Regions from separate parts of the Homo sapiens genome. Here region 1 is linked to region 2. Evidence: read pairs that join two places in POLR2A ChIA-PET (ENCODE). Cell type or tissue: A673. All regions are shown on one strand. Region 1 overlaps GPR19 (G protein-coupled receptor 19). Region 2 overlaps BORCS5 (BLOC-1 related complex subunit 5).

Region 1 (2,500 bases), 260 kb before region 2:
CACTCCAGAGCAATTAAATTAAAATCCCTGAAGCTGGGACTCAGGCATCAATATTTCTTAAGGCTGCCTGGAAGACTCCAATCTACTGTATTGCTAAGCTAGAGAAAAACAAACTTGGAAAATGCTGCAGTAAAGGACTAACAAGATGCTGTATGAGCAAGGGTACCACAACCATTCTGGATATGCTAATATTCTTATCCACTGTCTGACCGCATTTCTGCCCATGAATGCAGCAAATATAACCTCTCATTGTAACCAGGGGAAAAATTTAGATCAGTTTGATTGTAGGGCATTTAGAAACTATATACTCTGGGAGGCATGGTCTGAAGGAAACTATGTTTCTGAGGGGAAAAGGGCCCCAAAAAAGATCAACCCAGAAAAATGACCCCAAAATTCAATCCACATGCTATCTCTCTCCCCTGGAATGTTTTATTCACTTGTCTTCCTGAAGAAGTCCTATTCATCCTCTAAGCTCCCAGCTCAAACTTTACCTCTTCTGTGAAGCCTTTCCTTTTCTTCCCCTTACCCGGGCAAAACTGGGTCCCTATTTTTGTCTTACTTAGCTCCTTGTACAAAGTTCTGTTCTTAGCAGTGAATTATAATTATTATCAAATTGAGTTATAATATGGCACACTGCTTACGTATCTTTGTTTTCTTTTTTTTTTTTTTTTTTTTTTTTTTTTTGAGACGGAGTCTGGCTTTGTGCCCCAGGCTGCTCGGCTCACTGCAAGCTCCGCCTCCCGGGTTCACGCCGTTCTCCTGCCTCAGCCTCCCGGATAGCTGGGACTACAGGCGCCCACCACCATGCCCGGCTAATTTTTTGTATTTTTAGTTGGACGGAGTTTCACTGTGTTAGCCAGGATGGTCTCGATCTCCTGACCTTGTGATCCGCCCGCCTCGGCCTCCCAAAGTGCTGGGATTACAGGCGTGAGCCACCGCGCTCGGCCGATCTTTGTTTTCTTAATACCTAGCCCAGTTTCTCGGCTTATTGAATGAATATTCAGAACTGCAGCGATTTTAGGTGGAGTGAGAACTTATGCCACCAGCAGGGGAAATCTAGACTCAGGAACTCCTCGGGCTCCCTCGTCCTGTTTCTGAGCATTGGGATCCTCTGCTTCCAAGTGGTTGGGCTGGGGAAATGGGCAGACAGACTCATGGGTGTAAAGCAGCTGGAGGAAATGATGGAAGGGCCCCCCGCCTCCGGGCTTTAGTTAAAGCGGTGAGCTTGAGTTTCATTTGCAGAGTTTTGTTGTTAGAGGAAGAAAGAGACAGAAGGAAGTTCACAGGTTTTCAAGTATGCGCATTAAGGAAAAGTGCCTGTGTGGACTCCTGTTTTATTCAGGCCACAGGCATCCCAGAAAAGTTAGAACAGTTTTCTGTCTGGGGAAATTGTCTGTTTTAGTTTATTTTTAAACTTTAAATCTTAACAGGTTTTTTAAAAAGTTTAATAGGTTTTACACACATGAAGGCGAAAAGATGATTTCAATCTTATATGTATGAGGGTGCAGTCCAGATTTTCTAGGACAATGCTAATTTTAGATCTTATGTCCTGATTTCTTTTTTTTTTTTTTTTTTTTTTTTTTTGAGATGGCGTCTCACCCCGTCGCCCAGCCTGGAGTGCAGTGGCGCGATCTCAGCTCACTGCAACCTTCGCCTCCCGGGTTCAAGCGATTCTCCTGCCTCAGCCTCCCGAGTAGCTGGGACCACAGGCGCCTGCCACCACGCCCGGCTAATCTTTTGTATTTTTAGTAGAGACGGGGTTTCACTGTGTTAGCCAGGATAGTCTCGATCTCCTGACCTCGTGATTTGCACGCCTTGACCTCCCAAAGTGCTCGGATTACAGGCATGAGCCACCGCGCCTGGCCCTGATTTCTTATATGGAAAGTGTATGGTTGCTATTCTTACCATTGGCTATCATTTTCCCAGCATGCTTAAAGATCTTTTAGTAGTCAAAATGTTTAATTATTTTTGCTTTCTGTGTGGTGAGCAAAAACTTTTTTTTTAATTTTTAAAATTTTAATTATCTTACTTAAGCTTTCTTAAGTAAGGTTGCCTCATGGACAAAAAAGCCTAAAGATAATATAGAACAGGCATTGAGTATATTGCCTTGAGCACTAGACTTGTATTGAATATAGCTTTTTGGTGAAGATTATATATATTAACACTTCTTTCTCTACCACAAATTAGTACAAAAATCCCTCAAAGAAAAAATGAGGGCTGGGCGCAATTGCTACACCCGTAATCCCAGCACTTTGGGAGGCCAAGGCGGGCGAATCACTTGAGGTCAGGAGTTCAAGACCAGCCTGGCCAACGTGGGGAAACCCGGTCTCTACTAAAAATACAAAAATTAGCCAGGCATGGTGGCACGCGCCTCTAGTCCCAACTACTCGAGAGGCTGAGACACAAGAATTGAACCTGGGAGGGGGAGGTTGCATTGAGCAGAGATCGCGCCACTGCACACCAGCCCGGGGGACGGAGCGAGACTCTGTCTCAAAAAAAA
Region 2 (2,500 bases):
GGTGGGGCTTTTAAGAGGTGGTTAGGCCATGAGGGCTCCTCTCTGGGTAAATGGGATTAGCTGCCCTTACAAAAGGGCTCAGCAGGGGAGTTACTCCTGTTTTTTGCCCATTCTCCTTCTGCCAGTTGAGGGCAGAGTGTTCATCCACTCTAGAAGACGCAGCACTCAACAAACCTTAATCTTGAACTTCCCAGCCTCCAGAACAGTGAGAAATAAATTTCTGTTCTTTATAAATTACCCAGTCTCCAGTATTTTGTTATAAATGGACCAAGACAGTGCTCCCTTGGGCCTTGGCTAAAGATCTCTAATTTCCAAGAGGCTCAAGTGCCTAGTTCCTCCATTTCATTTCCCCCAAGCAAAGTTCTGAATTTAAATTTATTTCTCACCCGGAGCAAAAGACGCACATTCTGTTCACATCTCTCCAAATAAATGAGCTCATTTCTGTTTCTGAAGTAAATTTACGTCACCCATATTTGAAGATATGGGCTCTTCTTGTGCAAGTACTGAATGAGCCCTTATCTATAAATCACTTGCCTTCAGCCTTTTGAAGAGTCTACAAAGGCAGTTATACGGAACTACAAGATAAAAGTGATACCAAAGGTCAACAAAGCCAAGGATTAAACTTTGTTCCTTTCCTCTAGCAACTAGGAAAAAATACACAATATATCCTGCCATCAGTAAGTCAAAGCTTGATTGATCTAGGGTAATTAAATCATATAATCTAGCAAGTCCACTCCTTGGTTCTCTGACCAGGGCATCACATTCAGAGATAACATATCTGAATACTCATGTGACCATAAACACAAAGATTCCAATCCCAGGGCTGAGGGAGGGAATGGGTTTCCACGTTCCAAGTCCATCAAGCGTGTACATCACAGCCTTTGTTGAAGATACCTCAGTCATAAAAACTCAAACCTTTCTCCCTGTTTCTAAAGCACACAGCTGTGAAAACATGCTCCTTTATGGAACATGTTAGTTGATAATACTCGGGAAAAAAAAGTATGTAATTAATTGTTACCCTTTCCTCATCTCCTGCTTCAGTTTCCTCAGAAGCAGGAAGGTGCCCCCCACAGCGGACTAGGGAGATATGGGGCAATCACAGAAAGGAAATCCTTGGTGTGCCCAAGCCACGGGGAAGAGCAGCTGGGATTGCCACAGAAAAGCCAGCAGAAGCAACAGACCTCTAACAGTGAAACAGCCAAATAATCCAACATGAACATATTTTGAAGAGAAATATCTTTGATTTTATGATGCAATTAAGTCAGGGAGACAGATGTGCAAACTAGTTAAATATACAGGTTTTAGAATTAGATCTGAGTTTAAATCCTAGCTCTGCCCTTAATAGCTGTGTGACAGGAAAGGTCTTTCATCTCTCTGAGCCTCAGCACCCTCATCTGCCAAATGAGGAAAATACCTACCCTAATAGGTTGTACAAGGATTAAACGAGAAAATACATGTAACACTTTTGTGCAAAAAAAAAAAGGGAAATGTGGTTATTATTAACGAAAAAGTGGGACTGTGTATACTCAAGCCACTGCTTCTATTCAATTTCTAAGAAATAATAATGAGTAGTACCTAAACACTTTGGAAGTTTTCTGGGCACCAAGTATAAAACTATGTGGAAAGTTTTTCTATCCTACCAACGTTCACGTATACAACTTTCACTATGAAGACGTGATAAAGCTAAATTATACCTTAGAAGGAAACAAAGACTTTAAAACATGTTTGTTTTCATGTTAATTACAGTAGAAGCTAATAGAGAAATAAAGTTCAAATACTTCTGGAATTATTTTTAGGGAGACTTTTGTTTAAAAACAAGTTAAAGAACAATTGAAGGTGACAGGGAATCAAATTTGGACTTATGGGAAAAAGGGGAACTCAACTACTCAAAGATGTTCCATAACAGAGCAGATTTCCTTATATGACAACGAGCTGCTTCTGATCAGATGTTGAGCAAGTCAAGGTTAAAAGTCTACTTCAATGAGATATTCCACAAAAGACCCTCAATTCAGGAACTCTGCAGGAAGCAGAATATTGGATAAAACTCTTGAACACTACAACACACAACCAACTCTCTGGTGTCCACAGTAGGGCAGAATTTCCCTCTAATAATCATCCCTAATTAGAGAAGGGTCTCCAAATTCAGGTAAGAGACAAATTTGCCACTCAATTCAAATATGACAGAAGCTGAATTCACGAATCTCATGATCCTTAAGCATGTTGTTTTGCTCTCTCAACTCTTTTTTCTCCCTTGATGCCCTGCTTTTATCAGCTATCCAATCTAATTCCATGAATAGTTACTGGCTTCTAGAAATCTATCCCAAAGAAACAAACTCAGATGAAATTTATGCACCAAGATTTTGTACTCCAGTATCATTTTAATACCCAAAATGTCCTCCAATGGGAGAATGATTAAACTATATTTATATTTACAAAAAGAAATGTTATCCAGCTGTTTACACTTTTTTTTTTTTTTTTTTTGAGACGGAGTCTCGCTCTG

What was found. ChIA-PET counts read pairs that join two places held together with the same protein. Peaks named below come from ENCODE experiments on the same cell type or tissue, not always from the same donor. Only the 100,000 strongest peaks of a DNase experiment are listed, where the experiment ranks them.
Region 1: POLR2A ChIA-PET joins it to region 2 with 13 read pairs; 4 of 35 experiments call an interaction of 5 or more read pairs at or near these places.

Annotation. Positions count from the first base shown.
Region 1 is chr12:12,664,004-12,666,503 of GRCh38, reverse strand. All of the region lies in intron 3 of GPR19 (G protein-coupled receptor 19), which reads left to right. Among named protein-coding and RNA genes, the nearest start is that of GPR19, 31 kb to the left of the region's middle. RefSeq lists an enhancer at 2,465-2,500. In A673, no CTCF peak of the experiment used is centred here; a DNase peak (open chromatin) is centred at 1,123.
Region 2 is chr12:12,402,047-12,404,546 of GRCh38, reverse strand. The region is part of intron 2 of BORCS5 (BLOC-1 related complex subunit 5); the gene reads right to left. Among named protein-coding and RNA genes, the nearest start is that of BORCS5, 46 kb to the right of the region's middle. In A673, no CTCF peak of the experiment used is centred here; no DNase peak of the experiment used is centred here.